2 separate regions of the Homo sapiens genome follow, and region 1 is linked to region 2. Evidence: read pairs that join two places in POLR2A ChIA-PET (ENCODE). Cell type or tissue: PC-3. All regions are shown on one strand. Links, peaks and the distances in the headings refer to the core of each region. The heading gives the core; the rest is flanking DNA.

Region 1 (11,872 bases), core at 5,299-10,298, 220 kb after region 2:
ATTGTCAACGGGGCCAGTCACAGTGGCTTACGCCTATAATCTCAGCACTTTGGGAGGCTGAGGCAGACGGATCACTTGAGCTCACCAGCTCAAGACTAGCCTGGCCAACATAGTGAAACCCCATCTCTTCCAGAAAAATACAAAAATTAGCCAGGCATGGTGGCGGGTGCCTATAATCCCAGGTACTCGGGAGGCTGAGGCAGGAGAATCGCTTGAACCCAGAAGGCAGAGGTTGCAGTGAGCCGAGATTGTGCCACTGCACTCCAGCCTAGGTGACAGAGTGAGACCCTGTCCCCCACGCCCCCCCCCCCAAAAAAAAAGGATGGAAGCGGAGGAGTCAGAGAGGTTGGATTCAGAGGTTGGAGTGATGTGGACCACGAACCAAGGAATGTGGGGACCTCGTGGTCCACAAGGAGTGTCGGTGCCTCATTCCCTGCTTCGTGGTCCTCATCACTCCAACCTCTGAATCCTCCGAGGTAGAAAAGGCAAAAATCGGGTTCTCCCCAGGAGGCTTCAGAAGGAACACAGTCCTATTTGTGACTACAAGATAATAAATACGTTGCCAGGTGTGGTGGCTTGAGCCTGTAATCCCAGCATCTTGGCAGGCTGAGGCAGGAGGATGGCTTGAGCTCAGGAGTTCAAGACCAGCCTGGGCAACATAATGTGACCCCGTCTCTACTAAAAAAATTGTTTTAATTAGCCGAGCGTGATGGTGCGTGACTATAGTCCCAGCTACTTGGGAGGCCAAAAGAGGAGGATCACTTGAGCCTAGGAGTTCGAAGCTGCAGTGAGCTATGATTGTGTCATTGCACTCCAGTCTGGGCAACAGGGTGAGACCCTGTCTCAAAAGAAAAAGAAGTGCTGTTTTAAGCCACCACATCGGTAATATTTTTATAGCAGCAATAAGAAACAAATACACTTGGGTTTCTGATATTCTAGAAGTTGCTATTCTGATGGATCGGCCCACTGTGCTTCTCTCTGGCTTCTGACAGCCTCAAGTGAGCAGTTATTTTTCTCTTCTATTCAGTGGGACTCAGGTCTAGCTGCTGGAAACTTATTAGCTGTAGGAATCCCACAGGTAGCAAAAAGGCAGGGGTCTCAGGTCCTGTGGGCATGTGCTTCTCAGCAAGAGGCCTCCGCCACCCAGCCTTGAGGGCAGGGCACAACAGCCCCAGCCGCCCACTCGCTCCCTCCCCAGCCCCCGCAGTCTTGAGGCTGATGCTGAAAGGAACCCCTGAAGTCTACAAAGAACCAAGTCCTCCCTGGATTCTCCAATCCCAGGGCCTTGTCCCTGGTCTTGGGGGCTCCCTGGGGCAACACAACCCATTGATGAGAGAGACTTTGGATCTCTGGCTCTCTCAACAGACCCCAAGGCCTAGTCCACACCCCACGTGCTCCACGTCCCAGCAGCCACGTGGTTCCATGCCCCATTCAGGCCGCCATTTCCCAGAATCCCTAGACACAATCTCACTTAATCCTCCCAGCAGCCTTATGGAGGTGTGTGATCTCCCTTTTCCAGGTGAGGAAACAGGCCCGAGAGGGTGAGTGCCCTATTTGACAACCCCTCTTGCTATCCAGCCAGAATGGTTCCTCTAGTACCCCTTCTGGAGGCCTGGCTGTACAGGTGTCCCTCAGGGACACACACCCCCACTCGACTCTGGGGGCCCAGCCCATCCTAATCCCCACCCCGGGGCTTCCCACCCCCCATCATACACTCTCCACATCTTCTGTGGCTGCAACAACCTTTTCACTTGGCCAGTTGGAGCTACTGACTGCTCACACAGGGTTTTAACGAAAATCTATGGTGTGCCTATTAGCTAGGGAAACATTTATTCTGGTGTTGTCAGAGAACCTTGGACAGAAAAGCTCCTCTTGATGTGTGCACTGCACATATGTGGATGCGTGTACATGCACGTGTCTGTGTGCCTCTATGCATGTGCAGACGTGTTTTTGTCTGTGCATGCATGTGCCTACACACACACATGAACACATCTTTTGTTATTAAAGATCTGTCAGAAGAGTGTCCTGGGTAACTCTAACCCATGTGGGACTGCAGAGAAGAAAAAAACCCACACCTTTTTTTGTCACAGCCATCAATGGTCCTTGGGTTTGTGTGCCCCCAAATTGAGATTATTTTTCCACCTGAGAAGGGGAGTGAGTGATAGCTACCATTTGCCAGGTCTCACCTCCTTTTACCCTCTGGAAAACCTAATAAGAAAAGTGATTTCTTTTTTTAAGCTCTGGAAAACTCCAGCCCCAGGGGGCCTTCTGTTCCTCAAAGCCTCCAAATTCTCCCTGCCTTGAGGTATGTGCTGTCCCCACTGCCTGGAGCCCCCTTTGCAGACTCTGCTTGGAGGAGCCCACCTGCGCCCCTGTCTGAGGCTGTCACCTGGCCACTGCCATGCCTCTGTCTCATCCCTGCATGAGATCCGTCACTGCCTGCAACTGTCTGGGTTGTGCATTTGTTTACTTTCTCCTTGTCCATCTTCCCCTCGCACTTACGCACCTCAAGGGAAGGGAATTTGTTGCTTTGCGCTGGGCTCGATGAAGGGGAATGAATGCTGGTTCAGCCATCAGCCCCGCACCCACACTACTGGGAGGGCAGAGGGACATTCTCCTTCTTAGAGGTGTGGCCTCTGGCACTCAGGCCTGCCACCCACGGACACTAAATAACCACAATGATTCCAAGCCCCGAGTTCTTGCTCCCTGAATCCCAAGGCTGTCTTTAAGGGCACAGGAAGATGGCCATCTTTTGTTGTTTTGGTTTAGTTTGGGGTTTTTTTGGTCTTTGTTTTTGAGATGGAGTCTTGCTCTGTCGCCCAGGCTGGAGTGCAATGGCACGATCTCGGCTCACTGCAACCTCCGCCTCCTGGGTTCAAGCAATCCTCCTGCCTTAGCCTCCCAAGTAGCTGGGAGTACAGGCATGTGCCACAACGCCCAGCTAATTTTTGTATTTTTAGTAGAGATGGGGTTCTGTCATGTTGGCCAGACTGGTCTTGAACTCCTGACCTCAGGTGATCTACCCGCCTCGGCCTCCCAAAGTGCTAGGTGTGAGCCAACATGCCCGTCCTTTTTTTTTTTTTTTTTTTTTTTGAGTCAGAGTCTCACTCTGTCGCCCAGGCTGGAGTGCAATGGCGCTATCTCGGCTCACTGCAACCTCTGCCTCTCGGCCTCAAGCGATTCTCCTGCCTCAGTCTCCTGAGTAGCTGGGACTACAGGCCCGCGCCACAACGCCTGGCTAATTTTTGTATTTTTAGTAGCGACAAGTTTCATCATGTTGGCCAAGGTCGTCTTGAACTCCTGACTCAAGTGATCCACCCGCCTCAGCCTCTCAAAGTGCTGGCATTTCAGGTATAAGCCACTGCACCCAGCAGGAAAGCTGTCTTCAGTAAAAGTATTATATAATGACACCTTGCATTCTGAGAGCAGCTGCTGTTTTCAAGGCTCTTAAAGAGCCTGGACTCTGGAGACAAAGGGGCCTCCAGAGGGGTCCACGCCTAGCTCCATCACTGTGTGACCCTGGGCAGCTCACTTCGCCTCTCTGAGCTTTTGTTTCCGCATCTGTAAAATGGGGGCATGGATGATGAGGTGGTCCCCACCCTCTAGGGTGGCTGGAAAATTATGTGTGGGAGCCATGAGCACATAGTGTCCGGCACGTGCCAGTGCTCAGTCAATGAGATTTGTCATTTCTTCAGTCAACAAATATTTATTTTTGAGCTGCTGCTGTGTGCATCATGAGCTGGGAGCTGGGGAGACAGTCAGTGGTGAGGGAAACTAAAGTGATCCCTGCCCTCTGAGCTGACGCTCCACAGATGCTGAAGAAAATGAGTCAGTGCACTGTGGGCAGTGTTCGGGACTGCCTCACGCTGTGCAGAGAAACAAAGAAGGGAGATCGGAGCGCAGGAGGTGCGTGGCTGTGTTATTTGTTTGTTTTGAGACAGGGTCTTGCTCTGTCACCCAGGCTGGAGTGCAGTGGTGTGATCGTGGCTCACCACAGCCTCAACCTCCCGGGCCCAAGTGATCCTCCTGTCCCAGCCTCCTGAATAGCTGAGACTATAGGCATGCACCACCACGCACAGCTATTTTTTTTTCTTTTGCGTAGAGACAGGCATCTCCCTATGTCACCCAGGCTGGTCGCAAACTCCTAGGCTCAAGCAATCTTCCCGCCTCGGCCTCCCGCCGTGCTGGGATTTCAGGCATGAGCCACAGTGCCAGCCTTCATGGTTATTTTAAAGATGGTGGTCGGGGAGGCTTCACTCAGGAGATGACATATGAGCAAAGATGCAGTGAAGGAGGTGAAGGAAGGAGCCGTGCGATGACTGACAGAAAGACATTCCAGGTAGAGGGCACACAGGTGCAAAGACCCTGAGGCCAGATCCAGGCTGATAAAACAGAGCATTTTAGCAGTCTCCTCTCCCTGCCATTTTTTTTCTCAAAATTGACAAGCACAAGTGTCCCCGGCCCAAGCACCGCAGAGAGCGCGCAGCATCTCTCCCCGTGACCATGACCCAGCTACTGCCTCTTTAACCTTGAATGCCTTTTTGGGGGCTCACGTGTCACCCAGTGGCGAGTGAGCCACCCTTACTTCAGAAGAACGGCATGGGGTGGGGGGGCCTTAGGTGGTGCCCGCCTCACCTATGACTGCCAAAAGCGGTCATGGGGTTATTTTTAAACATGGGGAGGAAGTATTTATTGTTCCTGGGCTGCAGAGAGCTGGGCGGAGTGTGGAATTCTTCTCGGGAGGCAGTGCTGGGTCCTTTCCACCATGGTGAGTACAAGGGCTCCAGGAGGTGATGATGCCGGGTGGGCGAGGAGAGGAAGCCACTACAAGCGAGGGACCACGGCGGAGGGGGAGGAAGGCGGCCCTCAAAGCCTCCAGCCCCTTGTGGAAAAAGCCCCATTGACTGCGCGGGCACAGAGGAACCCCAATCAATGCCCCGATAGGCCACAAATAACAGCAGCTCTCGGGGACTCACAAACACAAAATAAGAGAGTTGGCTTTTTTATGGCTTGTCTACTGACCTCTCGAGGAATCAATAACTCCCAGGACTTGCAAAATGGGATTGAATGCTTTTAAGGATCAAATTGTAATTCTTTTCTCTTGTTCAGGCAGCTGGGAAAAAGAATGTTTTTGTTTTCACCTTTTGAACTTGCAAATTTAAAACCTTTCTTTCTGTGCTGTTGGGTTAGGTGTCCCCCTCCTGAAGTGGGCAGTCCCCAAATCAGGGTCAGCACAGGAGGGAGAGTGGTTAGAGGCAGGAACTCTGGAGTCAGAATGCCCAAGTTCAACTCCCCAAGTTCAACGCCCAAGTTCAACTCCGGCTCTGCCTTCTGTGTGTGTGGCTGTGTGATCTTGGGCAAGTGACCCAACCTCTCTGAGCCTCAGTTGCCTCTCCTGTAAAATGGGGATGATAATAATAGTATCCACTTGACAGAGTGGTTATGAGAATTAAATAATACATATGTAGAGTACCGAATCATTTGCTGTTATTGAAAGTCAGAGAGAAGTGGGGTGGGGAAGAAAGGTCAACTCGCTCTTCTCTGCCCTATTGATGTGGTGCAAGGACGGAGCATTCAGAGAGGAGGTTTTGCTGCCATTTGGAGCAAGGGAAAATTGTGGGGTGTGGGGCGCAGTTGGGTTTTAACACCTTGAAGAACTGTCATTTCATCTTGGCATTCATCATGGCTTAGTGAGCCTGACTTTTTCTTTCCCTCCAATCAATTCTCCTTCTGTGCATTACTGAGCTTTTTGTGAAATGCATCAGAACAAAAGTGGCTGGATCCTGCAGGGGCGATCTGAAGGTGTGGCCTCCATCCCCAGGGACACACCTGTGGCTTCTCCTAGTTGGTGAAGGAGCCACTGCAAGATGCACAAACGCTTATGATCCACTGGTACCAGAGGGCTCTGGAGAAACTTCATGTCATGTCCTTTGCTCCCTCCAGCATCACCGTTTGGAGACCTGAGTGTGGATGCTGTACCCACATTTCACAGATGGGCAGCTGAGCCCTGCAACAGAGATGAACACACCCAGAGTAGGGGCCTGACCTAGTTTTTTGACTCCCAGCCTCTCACTCTTTTAATCGATGCTTTTTTCCCCCAGGCACCTAAGAAAGCAAAGAAGAGAGCCGGGGGCGCCAACTCCAACGTGTTCTCCATGTTCGAACAGACCCAAATCCAGGAATTTAAGGAGGTGGGTGCAGCTATTGAATCATCCGCCTGGATGGAAATCCCACCCACGAGGGAGAACCTTCTTTTTGTTCCATATTCCCAGCAGGGACCTTTCATTAGATGCCTCTATCCTCCAAACAATCCCAAATTCGGCCTGAACGGATGTGTGAATTTTTAAAAGAAACTATTTTTAATATTTTCACTGATTATCAAAGTAAAACATATTCCATGTTGAAAAATGTTGGAAAATTTTTCAGAAAAGCACAGAAAAGGAAATAAAAACTACCTACAATTCTATTACCCAGAGATAATCAGTTCACATTTTAGTATATACCCTTCAAACCATTTTTGTTATCTATGTATATATTTATTAAACAAAATTATAATCTTCTGTGCCCACTGATTACACCTGCATTTTTTTCGTTGAGAAATTCACCATTAACATTTCCTATCATGTATTTAAACCATTTCCTATGGTTAAATATGACATTTGTTTATAATGTTTTACTACTATAAATAACACCTCTTTGCTTGTATCTCTGGTTATTTCTTGGGGGTAAATTCCTAAAAGCAGAACTGCTGGGTCAAAGGAACTTAAAACAACAACAACAAAAGAACTAAAAACAGGCAGAACTGCTGGTCCGAATTGCCCCCCAAAATCACAGCACTAATTCCTATGCCCAGCAGCCTCGTGCCTTTCCCCACATTTCCATCAACGCTGGGTATTAATAGTCACAATTTTTTTTTGCCAGTCTGAGAGGTGAAAAGCAGTATCTTCTGGGTTTTACATTTTACAGTCTTTGATTATTAACCACTAGCCCCATTTGAAACCCCATCGCATTTGATGGCAATGGACCTTATGAAGAGAACCAAAGTACCAATTAGGCCAAACTGCACACGGGCTTGGATGGACAGGCTCAGAATTCATTTTCCAGCCGTTGCGAGGGCTCACACTGACTCATCCACATTCCCACCTGGCTTTCCAGAGGGAACTATGCTAAAATGATGCTAAAGAGACCAGACTGCTTTCTTTTTTTGTGCGTGTGACAGAGTCTCGCTCTGTCACCCAGGCTAGAGTGCAGTGGCACAACCACGGCTCCCTGCAGCATCAACCTCCCAGATTAATCAATCCTCCCACCTCAGCCTCCTGAGTAGCTGGGACCACAGGTACACACCACTGTGCCCAGCTAATTTTTGTGATTTTTGTAAAGATTGAGTCCCCCTGTGTTGCCCAGGCTGGTCTCAAACTCCTGGGCTCGAGCAATTCTCCTGCCTTGACCTCCCAAAGTGCTGGGATTACAGGCATGAGCCACTACACCCTGCCCTAGTGTGCTTTATATCAAAGGGGAAACCATTTGGGGCTTCCAAACAGGAAATGAACAGTCGTACCTTTTGTCCTCACTAACATTCAGATTGCAGGAATGCCGTGTCCCATAGGGAAAGAGAAATTCCTGAGGCAAGTGTCATATCTGAACTTGAGATAGTCACCTTCCAGGCAGAAAGCTACACCCGCCTCTTTTCCCAGCCTCTGGCATCAGCTGCCGGCGGTGTGGGTAAGGGATGCAAAGAACTCAAAACATGTAGCCAGGATTCCCCATTTGGTCTGTTTGTTTGTTTGTTTGTTTGTTTGTTTGTCTGAGTAAATGGGATTACAGGTACTCACCACCATGCCTGGCTAATTTTTTTGTATTTTTACTAGAGACAGGGTTTCACTGTGTTGGCCCGGCTGGTCTCAAACTCCTGGCCTCAAGTGATCCCTCCGCCTCGGCCTCCAAAGTGCTGGGATTACAGGCGTGAGCCACTGCACCTGGCCTAAAGCTATTATTTTTTAAAAAGCTAAAAACTGGTGTCTCATCTGGCCTCTCCACTCCCTAGCCTGCCCTATCTATAAAATGGGACCAGTAATCTATCTCAGCTGACAGTCAGGGAGATTCTCAGAACTTTATAAATGCCCAAGTGTTTTACAAATGAGGAATCACGGGCCAGGCACAGTGGCTCACACCTGCAATCACAGCACTTTGGGAGGCTAAGGTGGGCAGATCACTTGAGGTCAGGAGGTTGAGACCAGCCTGGCCAACGTGGTGAAACCCTGACTCTACTAAAGAAAAATAAGCTGGGCATTGGTGATGCGCGTCTATACTCCCAGCTACTCGGGAGGCTGAGGCAGGAGAATCGCTTGAACCCGGGAGGCGGAGGTTACAGTGAGCCGAGATTGCACCACTGCACTGCGGCCTGGGTGACATAGCAAGACTCTTTCTCAAAAATAAATAAATAAATAAATAAATAGCTTTATAGAGTTATAATTTGCATACCATAAAATTCACCCTTGAAGTGTGCAGTTTTGTGGTTTGCAGTATACTCACAAAGTTGTGCAACCATCACCACTATCTAATTTCAGAATATTTCCATCACCCCCGAAAGAAACCCCATACCCATTAGCAGTCACTTCCTGCTCCTCCCTCTCCCACCAGCCCCTGGCAACTGCTAATCCATTTTCTGTCTCCATGAATTTCCTGTTCTGGACATTTCATAGAAATTGAATCATACAATATGTGGTATTTGTGTCTGGCTTCTTTCACTGATGTTTTAAGGCTCATCCATGTTGTAACCTTTGTAGGAATTTCCCTCCTTTTTATGGCTGAATAATATTCCATTGTATGGACAGACCACATTTGGTTTATCCATTCATCAGTTGATGGACATGTAGGTTATTTTCAGTTTTGGGCTACTGTGAACGATGCTGCTATACACATTTGTGTTCAGGTTTTTTTGTTTTTGTTTTTGTTTTCCGAGATGGAGTCTTGCTCTGTCATCCAGGTTGGAATGCAGTGGCATGATCTCAGCTCACTGCAAGCTCTGCCTCCTGGGTTCAAGCAATTCTCCTACCTCGGCCTCCCAAGTAGCTAGGATTACAGGCATGCGCCACCACGCCTGGCTAATTTTTGTATTTTTAATAGAGACGGAGTTTCACCATGTTGGCCAGGCTGGTCTTGAATTCCTGACCTCAAGTAACCCACGGGCCTAGGCCTCCCAAAGTGCTGGGATTACAGGCGTGAGCCACTGTGCCCAGCCTTGTGTACAGGCTTTTATGTGGACATGTTTTCAATTCTCTTGGGTATATATCTAGCAGTGGAATGTCTGGGTCATATGATAACACGAGGCCTGACGTTTTGAAGAAACTGTTGGATTATCTTCAATTGTTGACTTTTAATCTGAGGTCCTACAATGATCTTTGAAGATCCCAGAATCCACTCCTGCCAAGTCCTTGGCCCAATCTCTTGGGCAACTCTGCCAGTTTCTCCCAGGCTGAGCTGCCAATCACTTCCCTTCCACAGGCCTTCACTATCATGGACCAGAACAGGGATGGCTTCATTGACAAGAACGATCTGAGAGACACCTTTGCTGCCCTTGGTATGTCACCCTCTCTAGCCCTGCATGAGGGTCTCTTTATCTCACATCCATGAGGAGCAGGAGGTGGGACCATCAGAAAAGCTCAAGATGGTGTCATTTCCCAAAGAAACAACTCTGCCACAACTGGTCTTTAAGACAAATTTCAGGGGATGGGAAAGAAGTGTTTAGTCTTTGAGTACCTTCAGATATCTTTTTTTTCTCTTGAAATAACTTTTTTGTGTGATTTTGAATGCAATGTCAGCTCACAACAGAAAATGGGGAAAAAATGCAGAAAAGTATAAAGGAGAAAATGACATCACCCAGAAGGTCATATTCCACTGTGAACATTCCAGTCCCTCCTCTAAGTCTTTCTAGACATGTCTGTTAGGTTTGGGTTTTAGTTTTTTAAATTATTGGAATCATTCTCTTTCGAATTTATCTTCTAAAATGTATCATCTCAACAGTGTGAGCATGAGTACATGGAGTTTCTTCAAAATATACATGCCCAATCTGCTACCCGCCACCACCACTTACTCCTGACCTTAGAACTCAGGGCAACCATACACAGCTGTGCAGACTGCGCACTGCACAATTCTACAGGGAAGTATTCACATTTGTAGTGAGTGTAGCTTTTTATACTTAAAACATACATTGGCTTAAAAAATGACAGATTTTTCTTATTTGCACAAAGTTAGGCTTGTGGCAGGACTAGAGCAGGTAAATCAGAACCTCCACGGCTGTGGGTTACAGCAGGTTTAACTTGTAAAAGTTCCCTCAGGTGATCCTGATCTGTCTCTCCCGCCTCCAACTGTGAAGGGCTAATTTACAACATGAGCCTTTCCCATTTGAGTGAAAAATGAAAATATCTGCATCAAATGTTCCAGGTTCTGAAGACACTATTTTAAATATAATGAACTGGCCGGCATGGTGGCTCACACCTGTAATCCCAGCACTTTGGGAGGCGTAGGCTGGAGGACCACTTGAACCCAGGACTTCGAGACCTGCCTGGGCAACATGGCAAAACCCTGTCTGTCCAAAAAACTACAAAAATTAGCCAGGCATGGTGGCATGCACCTGCAATCCCAGCTACTTGGGAGGCTGAGGCACGAGAATCGCTTGAACCTGGGAGGCGGAGGTTACAGTGAGTCGAGATTGTACCACTACACTCCAGCCTGGGTGACACAGCCAGACCCTGTCTCAAAGAAAAATAAATAAATAACGAACACCTTCCCACATCAGATGTTAGGGTCGCTTCCAGTCATTTGGTTATTATAAATAACACTGTCAAGAACATCTTCTCAGAAAAGATCTTTGCCTCCATCCACCCCATCTCTGATGATTTCTAGACTAGATTTCTTGAAGTGGAATCCCAGGAGCCAATGGCAGTGTCATAATGGTTCTTTCTCCCCAGCTCGGAGTCCCTGAGTGTGTGTTTCCTACCCTAGGGCGAGTGAACGTGAAAAATGAAGAAATTGATGAAATGATCAAGGAGGCTCCGGGTCCAATTAACTTTACTGTGTTCCTCACAATGTTTGGGGAGAAACTTAAGGGTAAGGTCGTGTGTGTGTGTGTGTGTCTGTGTGTATGTGTCTATGTTTCTTCGGGGGGGCTGGCAGAAGATGGTTAACTTTAAAAGAGATAAAGCACCATTGGAAAAAAATAATGAAAACAGCAACTTGGCTGGGCGCAGTGGCTGATGCCTGTAATCCCCAGCACTTTCAGAGGCCGAGGCGGGCAGATCACTTGAGGTCAGGAGTTCAAGACCAACCTGGCCAACATGGTGAAACCCCATCTGTACTAAAAACACACAAAAAAATTAGCCAGGCATGGTGGTGTGCACCTGTAGTCCCAGGTACTCAGGAGGCTGAGGCGGGAGAATCCCTTGAACCGGGATGTCAGAGGTTGCAGTGAGCTGACATTGTGCCACTGCACTCCGGCCTTGGTAACAAGGTGAGACTCTGTCTCAAAACAAAACAAAACAAAACAAAAACACAGCAACTAACATTGCTCCAAGACTTAACCTAAGTCAGACCTCATGCTAACCACTTTATATGCATTACCCCACTTAATAGCAACTAGGAGGTATGCTCTATTCTTATCACCAGTTTACAGATGGGGAACTGAGACTAAGAGACAGAAAGTCCCTTGTCTGAGGCCACATGGCTAGCAAGTGCCAGGGTTAAGATTTGAATCCCAGGCTTTCAAATCTAGATGATGTTTGACCTTGGGTTCTCAGCCCTCTCTTCGAAATACAGAGGCTCAGTGATCAGACGAAAGCAGGGTCTTTTTCCTCCATGCAAAGCAGCCTTGCTC
Region 2 (11,872 bases), core at 3,990-8,989:
CAAAGATTTGTCTCCTTTGAAGAGCAAAAGGAAGAACACCTCTACCAAGAAGAATGTGTGTGTGTGTGTGTGTGTGTGTGTGTTGACCTAAGCCCCTGAGTCCCTAATTTGTACCTAAGATGAGGATTTAAACTATAGTCTTAATTCAAAGGGCCTGAGAAATCACTGAGATTGTTATTTTTCCGGCACTGCATTGGGACAAATGCTTTCCAGTCCCTCAGAGGAGGCTCTTCTAAGGCAGCGGGCATTTCTGGCTTTATCTGACTCATCTTCATCTCAAAGTTTGGTGGTCCACATAGAACATCTCCCTTCACGTGCCATCTCCTCTCAATCTTCAGAACGACACTAAAAAATGAGACCAGAGAAACATATCCTGCAGGCGTCACCTGAGGCTCCCTGCTCACTTCTCAGGCATCGTCCCCAGGTGGGAACACTGAGCCAAGGAAATAAAACTGAAATATCATCAAGAGAAATGATGCCACTTTAGAGAGGGGAAAACTGAAGCTCAGAGAGGTAGTGTAAACTGCCAAAGGTAACACAGCTTTCGAGTTCACGTTAGGGACCTCTGCCACCCTGGAGTCACAACTGGAGTGTGACAAGGGCTGCGCATTCCCCCACCCCTATTCTGATTTTGCCTGTTCCCTTAGCTTCGGACCACGGCAGCCTGCCTGTGCAGGGGCTATATTTAGCTGCTGCTTTTTTCCAGTTTCGCGTGTAAATGGAGAACATCTAGTGGATGAAACCTATTAATATAAAAGAGGAGGATGCACCCAGCCACGAAGCTGGAAGCTGAGTGCTTCTGAAGACCTGCCTTCACCATGGCCGGGAAAATAATATTATCTTCTGTACTAATATTCCTAGATCAAGAGGGGGTGCTCAATTTGATAGGTGGTGCTGTGACTCACAAAAAGAATAAAACTCTGAAAATCTCTTCGCTGCTAGCTCAATCTATGGTATTGATGAGAAAGTGAGAGTTGCCTTCAATTGTCAATTGTCCCCCATCAATGGCCACAGGACCTGCTGTTCTCGCTCCTCTGCCTGGGAAATTAAGTCCCTGTATAGCCTTGCAGGGGTCCTCAGAAAGTTGTTAAATGGGTTTCCAGCTCACCCCAAGTCTTTTGCTATTTTTGCAAGCAGCGCTGACCTGGAAGGTTTCAACACTGAAAAAATGTCTTTAAGGAACACAGTGAGGGACAGGGAGTGGAGCCAGCAGAGGGAAGAAAAAGAACAGAGAAGTTACTGGAAATGCCAAATACTGACATTTACACTGTAGGGCAGGTCCCACGACTGCCTCACTGATCCTCCTAACCACCCTCATTTATATCCCCATTTCACAGACCAGGTGATGGGGGCTCAGAGAGGGGAAGTGACTTACCCAAGGTCACACGGCTAGTTCAGGGCTGAGTTTGGATTAGCACCTGGGTTTGTCCGATTTTAACATCTGGACCTGTAAGTCCAAGTGGCTCTCGGGCAGAGTGAAGGTGGGTCCACCACCTTTGACACAGTAGGCAGTTCTTGGGAGAAAATTGTTCTGAACGCTTATCCTATTTGCCATGACCTTGGGAAGCTCAGCCCCATGGAAGGAACGGATGAACTGTATGCAGTGCATACAACTATTCCTTTGTTCATCCACTTTGTATAGCAGATTTTTGTCAATCAGGTGTTCATGATACAAAGGCCTCCCAAGGAAGAATAGCAGCTGGCTGTGGCTGAGATGATGCTGGATCAGATAAAGCCAGAAATGCCCGCTGCCTTAGAAGAGCCTCCTCTGAGGGGTTGGAAAGTATCTGTCCCAACGCAGTGCTGGAAAAATAACGATCTCCATGACCACAACTTCGACCACCATTATTTCTGAACATAGGCCCATTGCTCAAACCTTTGCCACAAATGCCATCTGTGGTTCATCCACTCTCTGCAGCTCATCCCAGGCCAGGGAGGCAGAAAATGTCCCCATCACATACCCCTCTCCTTTCTCTCCCAAACCCCATCCATTCTCCTCCTATTGAGCACTTGTGGACCACTCGGGCCAGCAGGATCTTTCTCTCTTCTCCAAAGAGAGCCTCCAGTTACATGAAACCTTCTGGTTTACAAGAAGGAATGTCAAATCCATCATGTCCCTTGGTCCTCGTAGACCATCCCAAAGAGTGAGGGCTATCTTATCCTCATGCCCCCCACGAAGTCCCTGAGGCTCAGGGAGTTTAACAACCTGCTGGAGGTCACATGGCGATCAAAGACGGGCCTGTAGTCCAGATGGGATTCTGTCTTGGGTCGGGTTCTCTGGGGGCTGAGATGGGGATCTGGGGGCTAGTGACTTATTGGGGGACGGGGATATGCCCTCAAGAGGAAGCTGGCAGGAGTAAGGGAAGCAGGTGGGGGCAGGAGAGGAGCTGGGTGGAAATGTGGGCTCAGCGAGAGTCCAGTGTCGCCCCTGGGAGCTGTGTGGGGTGAATGGTACCATAGTGCAGTCCCAACTTGAGGGAAGCGGGCCAGGCTTTTACTCTTCCCCTGAATCAAGTCACTCAGGGGCTGTGGGCTGCCCCTAGGGTGGGATGGGATGGAACATCTTGCAATTCCCTGGAGAACAGAACAGTCAAGTCACAGCGGGGATGGGTGCTGCTTGGCAAAGGGGTCTGGGTGGGCCACCAACAATGTCCCCTGGAGATTCTATGGCTCTCCTTCCTAGCATTCAATCAAGAAGGGTGGTAGGGATGGGGGATTCTTAACCTAAGCAGAAGCCAAATGGTAGCAGTCCATGGAGGAGGGAACCCTGGGGGCTGCCATGGGGAAACTGAGGCTCAGAAAGGTCAAGCAGCCTGACCGAGGCCACACAGCATTTCCTGCCACTTACCATGGAGCTGCGACCCTCTGGAATAATGAAGGGCTGACAGGCAGCCTCTCTGATGTTTTCCCCTCTCCTCCACCCCTACCCCTCCTCTCTCCCCACCCCCACATGACTGCACCTCCCCCTGCTGGCTCCCCAGCGCCCGGGTGCTGGATGAGAACAGTGACACCTTGTCAAACAGGCTTTTGATAAATGCAAATCTCTCTTAATTTGAATTTAATTATCAATGAAGTGAGCGACTCCCAGATCGCTTCTCCCTATCAGAAACTGGCAGATACATCTGTGCGTGGAGCGAGACTGGCATCTGCTGGTCCTCATGCCAAGCCCCTCCCCTCGGCCAGCCTGGCAGTGGCAGATCCTCTGTGGGAGGGGTAAAGGGGATGGGAGTAGGGGTTCCTACAGCTGGAGACCCCACCTTTTCAGCAGTCCAGGCTAGAGCCGTCACATGGCCTACCCATACGGTCTCTTTCCAGATGCCCAGAGAGGTTAAGACACTTGCCCAAAGCCAGACAGCAGGGCTGGACTCAGGTGACCTGATTCTGTCATGACCAGAGCTTGTTCCACTGTTCTGCCATCAATGTCAGGGCAGGGAATTGGTGGTCCAGTGCTTCATTCCTGCCCCATGCTCACCCCTAAGCAAATTCTGGGTGGGCTGTGCATGGTGGCTGGTTCATGCCTATAATCCCAGCGCTTTGGGAGGCCAAGGTAAGAGGATCGCTTGGGGCCAGAAGTTCGAGGCCAGCTTGGGCAACATAGTGAGACCCAATCTCTATGAAAAAATTTAAAAATTAGCTGGGTATGGTGGCATGCACCTGGAGTTCCAACTACTCTGGAGGCTGAGGTGGGAGAACCACCTGAGCCTGGGGAGGTCGAGACTGTAGTGAACTGTGATTGGGCCACTGCACTTGTGCCTGGGTGACAGAACAAGACCCTGTCTCAAAAAAAAATTTAAATAAGTAAATAAATAAAGTTTATAAAAATCCCATCATTCAGAAATAACCTCTAGTAATGCTCTACCATTTTCCCCTTCAGAATTTACCTTTCCCCAAAGTGTCTGATTTCAATTCTATTTAACAACATCAACAACAACGACAACATCAACAAACAACAACAACAACATCAGCAGAAGAGAGGTGACAGCACTAAGACCAACTTGGTCAATACTTCTCTTGCCTCTGTCCCTTTACAGTGGACTTTACAGTGGACTTTAAAGTGTCCCTTTACAGTGGATTTTGGATGGGAGTGGTGGCTCATGCCTGTAATCCCAGCACTTTGGGAGGCCCAGGCAGGGGGATCACTTTGAGCTCAGTAGTTTGAGGCCAGCTTGGCCAAGATGGCCATCTCTACCAAAAAAAAAAAAAAAATTAGCCAGGTGTGGTGGCTCGTGCCTGTGGTCCCACCTACTCGGGAGGCTGAGGCTGGAGAACTGTTTGAGCCTGGGAAGCAGAGGTTGCAATGAACCAAGATCGTGCCACTGCACTCCAGCCTGGGCAACAGAGCGAGACCCTGTCTCAAAAAAAAAAAAAGCCATAAAAAATAAACAGCGGATTCTTAGACCAAATCTTGACACATACACTCTCCCCTGCCTCAGCCACTTGAGACTGTTTAGTGAGACCCTGTAAGTTCCTGCACTGACTTCAAAGGCATTGACCTTTCCAGTCCTGGAAGGCAAGAACTCCTGACAAACAAATGGCTGGGTCTTGGAGCCAGGCTCCCAGAGATCCAAACCTTGGCTGGCCACTTACTTGCTGGGTGACCTTGGGCAAATCTCTCTGAGCCTTCCACATCTACCTGTATAATGGGTTAATAACTGTAGCAACCATGGGACGCTACATCAATTAAATGAGATGAAGGGCAAAAGGCTCTCAGCACAGTGCCCAACCAAGAGCTGAGGGCTTCATAGATGTGCCTGTCATTTTATTTCTTGACACAAAACCTCCTGGCCCTGCTGCACCTGCAATTTTTCCAGAGGCTGCTCAAATGCAGCTGGGGTCTCCCTGTCAAGAGGCCTTGCCCCTGTTGGGTCTGGCGAGGTCAATGCAGCAGCCCCCTCTGGCCCCAAAGCAGAGCCCCCACCTGGCTTTATCCTCCCTCTTCTCTCCCAGGCACCACCATCTCAGGAAAGGGCAGCTCCATCCTCCCATAGTTCAGGCCAAATTGTGGACTCCGCTCTCTCTCTCACTTCCCACGTGCAAGTCTTGTTGGCTCCATCTTTAAATTCTACCGAGAATCGCGTCACTTCTCACCCCTCCATTCCCTCCCACCCTCATCACGTGCAGGAACACGCGATGTTCCTGCATCCTTCTCATGGGGTCCCGGCTCCAATCCACACCCCTTAGGCCTATTCCCCATGTGGCCGTCGGAGTCAATGACCTCACCCCTCTACTCCAAACCTTTGAGGCTCCCAGCTCACTCAGAGCAAAGGCTGAAGTCCTCACCCGGGCCCCGCACCCACCTGCCCCCTCACTCCTCCTTCAGTCAACCAGACACTAATTGTAGGAGTGCATATTAATATCTGAATGCACACAGTTCAGTGGCACTTATTAGTACATTCACAATATTGTACAACCATTGCCTCTATCTACTTTCAGAACATTTCATCACCCCAAGACCCAGCAAGTATCTGTTTCCCATTCTCCTTTCCCCAGCCCCTGGAAAGCACTAATCTGCTTTCTGTCTCTATGGATTTGCCTGTTCTGGACATTTTGCATAAATGGAATCCTACGCTACATGGTCTTTTGCGTCTGGCCTCTTTTAATCAGCATTGTGTTTGGGGCTCATCCTTGTTGCAGCCTGTGTCAGAGATGCATTCTTTTTCATGGCTGAATAATATTCCATTGTATGGACAGACCACATTGTATTTATCCATTCATGAGCGATGCACATGCGGGTTGGTTCTACCTTTTGGCTAGTGTGAATAGTGCTGCTGTGAACATCTGTGTATATGTTTTGGTTGGAGCACCTGTTTTCAATTTTTTTGGGTATATTCCTGGGAGCAGAATTGCTGGGTCACATGGTTAAGTCTATGTTTAACTTACTGAGAAACCATCAAACTGCTTCCCACAGCAGCTGCACCATTTTGCATTTTGCATTGGTGGTTCACTCAGCTAGGAATGCCCTTTCCCCGATATCCTCATGGCTGCCTTATTCAAATCCTTCAAAGGTGCAAATGTCACTGTCTCAGTGAAACTCTATTTAAAACTGCATGAGCTCTACCTATCCCACACCCCACCCTCCCCTGCACCCCATTCTTTCTTCTCTTTTTTTTTTCTTCATAGCACTTATCACTGTGGACGGACCACACACATACCTTTCTACTATTTACAGTCTTTCTCTCTAAAATAGAGCTCCAAATGGACCTTTTCTGTCTCGCCATTGAAACTCCAGGGCCTGGCACACAGCAGGTGCTCAATCAACAGTCCCCAGAGCAATCTTTCTAGTACACAACTGAACCCCAGCCACTGCTCTGCTCAAAGCCCTGAATGGCTTCTGTGGCCCTCAAGGGAAAATACCTTGCCCTACTCTCCAGACATGTCCCTGTCATGTCCCCACATGTACCGTGTGTTTAGATCACACTGAACTAGCTGTAGGAACCCAAGCACACATGGTCCTTCTGCCTGGAGTTCCCTTTCCCACCCAGTTTTTCTGGTAAACCCTCTTTTATCCTTCATAACACAGCTCAAGTGTCACCTCCTCCAGGGAGTCTTCCTTGACCTCTCCAGGCAAAATTCAGTTGGTCTCCCTGGGCATCTCCTTATCACCTATATCAGCTTACATTGCTCTAGGTACATATTTGGTTTGACTATACCAGCAGCAGAAACACACACACACACACACACACACACACAGAGAGAGAGAGAGAGAGAGAGAGAGAAAGAGATCTTATTGGTTCTGTTTCTCTGGAAAACCCTAATACAGATTTTGGCACCAGGAGTGGTTAGAGAGGAACAGAATTTTAAGGATGAGTATTCAGACATGGTTTTGGGATTTCTGGGGTTGGCTCTCTAATTCAATTAGATATAAAGATGCTAATGACTCTATTTCCAGTAGTAAAGAGAACACTGATAGTCCATGGTGTTTATTCCCTAATAGAGATATGCAAACTATCTCCAATAGATATTCCAAATCAACCACTGATAAGAAGCACGCATGTGGGTGACAGTGTCCATAATACTTTCTCTTTTTAAGGCCCACTTGATATGCCAGATACTTTGAAACATTTTTGGCAAACTAGGAATACAATGACATTGGCTGGTTGGTCCTAATGTCTCTGGACACAATGGGGAAAGAAAAGGATGAGTTTAGAGATTTAAGTTACCAGCTCAAGTGCCACATAAATGGCCTGAAAGCTTCCATGCATGCCCTGAGGGAGACTCTAATCTCCTGTAGCTGCAGGGCTGAGATTGCTGAAAATCAGACCCAGAATCTCATTCTGTGACTGGCTGAATTACAATGCAAGTTGAACTCCTAGCCTTGTAGGGTGTCTGCTGCTAAAGTGAAGGCATTGTGATGGAATGGAACCCTGAAAGTTAGGATGGGGACAGGTGGGAAGACCCTGGTGAAGCTGGGCACACTGAGACCCTAAACTCTGAGTCTTCCTTGCCAGTGGAAGAAGTCTCCCCACCACCAGCTGGAGTGGCCTCTCCACGTCCTACTGAGGGAATTAACCCTGCACTGCCTGGGGAAACTCTTACAGCCTCCCCTGAGGTAGCTGCCATACAAGACAATCCTAAGTCTCCTAAAGACCCCCGCCCCCAACCACCTCTTTGCTTCTAGACTTGTAACTAGACTGAATTCCCAGCAGGCCCCTAAAGGGGAGGTGATATGGTTTGGCTGTGCCCCCACCCAAATCTCAACTTGAATTTTATCTCTCAGAATTCCCACGTGTTGTGGGAGGGACCCAAAGGGAGGTAACTGAATCATGGGGGCCAGTCTTTCCTGTGCTGTTCTCATGATAGTAACTCTCATGAGATCTGATGAGTTTATCAGGGGTTTCCGTTTTTGCTTCTTCATTTTTTTTCTCTTGCTACTGCCATGTAAGAAGTGCCTTTTGCCTCCTGCCATGAATCTGAGGCCACCTCAGCCATATGGAACTGTAAGTCCAATGAAACCTCTTTTTGTTCCCAGTTTTGGGTACATCTTTATCGGCAGCGTGAAAACGAACTAATATAGTAAATTGGTACCAGTAGAGTGGGGTGTTGCTGAAAAGACACCTGAAAATGTGGAAGCGACTTTAGAACTGGGTAACAGGCAGAGGTTGGAACAGTTTAGAGGGCTAAGACAGGAAAATGTGGAAATGTTTGGAACCTCCTAGAGACTTGTTGAATGGCTTTGACAAAAATGCTGATAGTGATATGAACAATAAGGTTGAGGCTGAGGTGGTCTCAGATGGAGATGAGGATCCTGTGGGGACCTGGAGCAAAGGTTTGTTATGTTTTAGCAAAGAGACTGGCAGCATTTTGCCCCTGCCCTAGAGATTTTTGGAACTTTGAACTTGAGAGAGATGATTTAGGGTATCTGGCAGAAAAAATTTCTAAGCAGCAAAGCATTCAAAATGTGCTTTGAGTGCTGTTAAAAGCATTCCATCTTAAAAGGGAAACAGGCCAGGCATAGTGGCTCATGCCTGTAATCCCAGCACTTTGGGAGGCCGAGGCAGGCGCATCACCTGAGGTCAGGAGTTTGAGACCAGCCTAGCCAATGTGGTGAAACCCCATCTCTAATAAAAAATAGAAAAATTAGCTGGGCGTGGTGGTGGATGCCTGTAATCCCAGCTACTTGGGAGGCTGAGACAGGAGAATTGCTTGAATCTGGGAGGCAGAGGTTGCGGTTAGTTGAGATAGTGCCATTGCACTCCAGCCTGGGTGACAGAGTGAGACTCTGTCTCAAAAAAAAAAAAAAAAAAAAAAAAAAAGGAAACAGAGCATAAAAATTCAGAAAATTTGCAGCCTGATGATGCAGTAGATAAGAAAAGCCCATTTTCTGGGGAGAAATTCAAGCCAGCTGCAGAAATTTACATAAGTAGCAAGGAGCCTAATGTTAATCCCCAAGCCCATGGGGGAAAATGTCTTCAGGCCATGTCAGAGACCTTCACAGCCGCCCCTCCCATCACAGGCCCAGAGGTCTAGGAGGAAAAAGTGATTTCATGGGCTGGGTCCAGGGTCCCCATGCTGTGTGCAGCCTAAGGACTTGGTGCCCTGTGTCCCAGCTGCTCCAGCCATGGCTGAAAGGGGCCAGTGTACAGCTCGGGCCATGGCTTCAGAGGGCAGAAGCCCCAAGCTTTGGCAGCTTCCACAGGGTGTTGAGCCTGCAGGCACAGAGAAGTCAAGAATTGAGGTTTGGGAACTTCCATCGAGATTTCAGAAGATGTATGGAAATGCCTGGATGACCAGGCAAAAGTTTGCTGCAGGGGTGGGGCCCTCATGGAGAACGTTTGCTAGGGCAGTACAAAAGGGAAATGCGGGGTGGGAGCTCCCCAACAGAGTCCCTACTGGGGCACTGCCTAGTGGAGCTGTGAGAAGACAGCCACTGTCCTCCAGACCCCAGAATGGTAGATCCACTGACAGCTTGCACTGTGAGCCTGGAAGAGCTGTAGATACTTGATGCCAGCCCGTGGGAGTGTCTGAGAGGGAGGCTGTACCCTGCAAAGCCACAGGGGTGGAGCTGCCCAAGACCATGGGAAGCCATCTTTTGCATCAACATGACCTGGATGTGAGATCTGGAATCAAAGGAGATCATTTTGGAGCTTTAAAATTTGACTGCCCCACTGGATTTCGGACTTGCATGGGCCCTGTAACCCCTTTGTTTTGGCCAATTTCTCTCATTCGGAATGGCTGTATTTACCTAATACCTGTGCCCCCACTGTATCTAGGAAGTAACTAGCTTGCTTTTGATTTTATAGGCTTATAGGTGGAAGGGACTTGCCTTGTCTCAGATGAGACTTTGGACTGTGGACTTTTGGGTTAATTCTCTAATGAGTTAAGACTTTGGGGGACTGTTGGGAAGGCATGATTGGTTTTGAAATGAGAGGACATGAGATTTGGAAGGGCCAGGGGTGGAAAGATATGGTTTGGCTGTGCCCCAACCCAAATCTCCACTTGAATGTATCTCCCAGAATTCCCATGTGTTGTGGGAGGGACCCAGGGGGAGATAATGGAATCACAGGGGCTGGTCTTTCCCATGCTATTCTCGTGATAGTGAATAAGTCTCACGAGATCTGATGGGTTTATCAGGGGTTTCTGCTTTTGCTTCTTCCTCATTTTTTTCTCTTGCCACCACCATGTAAGAAGTGCCTTTTGCCTCCTGCCATGATTCTGAGGCCACCGCAGCCATGTGGAACTGTAAGTCCAATTAAACTTCTTTCTCTTCCCAGTCTCAAGTATGTCTTTATCAGCAGTGTGAAAACAAACTAATACAGGAGGCATAAAAAAAGTGACCCATGAGGTGTGCTACACTCCAAAAGAACAACTTGAGTTTTCTAATTCATAAGATAGAAATCTGGGGAACATGCATGGCAATAGGTGTGGGATAATGGTGGAAGGAACATAAAATTGAATCAGGCTAAATTTATGGATATAGGCATACTAAGCAGAGATTCTGCATTTAATGTTGCAGCCTGGGAGTTAGAAAGGGTTCTAACCATGTGTTGGGTTGGTTGGCTGAAACATGGACCAAAAGGTGGCTCACAGTGAGGGGGATGGAGATGCCAAAACTGCCTTGGTTTAATCTAAAAGGAAGAGATTCAAGGACCTAAAAGGAAGAGATTGAAGACTGGGACAGTAGAGTGGATTTGTTATTTAAGACCTATGCACCCACACTGGGAAGGACCAGAGACATGATTATCAACCAACACTGTGAGAAATAAATTTTTTGGGGGAGCCCCATCATCCTTGAAGAGCTCTGAGATCATTCTTCTCTGTAAGCCAATCCTTACCATGGGAACTGAGGTCACTGAATTTGGAAACCTAAATACAAAGGGTATAACTGGATCCCAGAGTGGGAGGGGCCAAGTGGGGACACTCACTGTAACAGACAGCAGCATCAAAGCAGCAGTCAGAATAGTGTAATCACACAGACCTATATGACATTAATTAGTTGGTGATGGTGTTCCTAGAAGTGGAGAGGAAACCTACTAAATTCTTACTTGATCTGTATGAGCAGTAAAGTTCTAGATCAAGGGATCAAAAGTTTAACCTGAATCATAAAAACAGAGTGTCACAGCCCCTCAATCAATTCACAGACTGGAGCCAATTTATAGACCCAGAACCCTTTGAATGAAGGGGAGGCCGGGTCCCCTTAAGGGAGGACCTTGGTATACTGCCAAAAGTTTATACTGTTAATTTTTCTCCCAGCCCCCCACAAAGGAACCTGCAGCCTTTTACCAGAGTGACTGTGCACTGAGGAAAAGGAAGTAATCAGAACATTCAGTCACTACTGGACAGTGGCTCAGAACTGACATTGATTCCAGGAGACCCAAAATGTCACCGTAGCCCTCCAGTCAGAGTAGGGGCTTATAGAGGTCAGGTGATCAATAGAGTTTTAGCTCAGGTTCATCTCACAGTGGGGCTGAGTGGGGTCCCAAATGCATTCTATGGTTATTTCCCAGTTCTGGAATGCATAATTGAAATAGACATACCCAGCAGACACAGTCCCCACACTGGATGCCTGACCTGTGGAGTGAGTGCTATTATGGTGGGAAAGGCCAAGTGAAAGCCACAAGAACTGCCCCTATGTAGGAAATTAGTAAACCAAAAGTAATCCTGCATTCCTAGAGGGCTGGCAGAGATTAGCGTCACTATAAAGGACTAGAAAGATCAGGGGTGGTGACTGCCACCACATCCCCACTCAACTTGCCGATCTGGCCTATGTAGAAGACAGATGGATCTCAGAGAATGACAGTGGATTACTGTAAGATTAACCAGGTGGTGGCTCCAATTGCAGCTGCAGTACCACACCCAATTGCAGATGTGGTTTCATTGCCTGAATCTCCTGGGACCTGGTATGCAGCTATTGATCTGGCAAAGGCCTTGTTCT

What was found. Peaks named below come from ENCODE experiments on the same cell type or tissue, not always from the same donor. Only the 100,000 strongest peaks of a DNase experiment are listed, where the experiment ranks them.
Region 1: POLR2A ChIA-PET joins it to region 2 with 6 read pairs; 2 of 35 experiments call an interaction of 5 or more read pairs at or near these places.

What each region holds. Positions count from the first base shown.
Region 1 is chr12:110,913,423-110,925,294 of GRCh38, reverse strand. MYL2 (myosin light chain 2) reads left to right here and starts at 4,716. Exons shown (of 7, transcript NM_000432.4): 1 at 4,716-4,768; 2 at 6,102-6,191; 3 at 9,505-9,580; 4 at 11,005-11,109. The coding sequence starts at 4,766. RefSeq lists enhancers at 3,908-6,342, 6,883-7,382, 7,383-7,884. In PC-3, for the core only: no CTCF peak of the experiment used is centred there; DNase peaks (open chromatin) are centred at 7,594 and 8,614; H3K27ac peaks cover 1,008 bases.
Region 2 is chr12:111,129,439-111,141,310 of GRCh38, reverse strand. All of the region lies in intron 1 of CUX2 (cut like homeobox 2), which reads right to left. Among named protein-coding and RNA genes, the nearest start is that of CUX2, 100 kb to the right of the region's middle. In PC-3, for the core only: no CTCF peak of the experiment used is centred there; no DNase peak of the experiment used is centred there; H3K27me3 peaks cover 842 bases.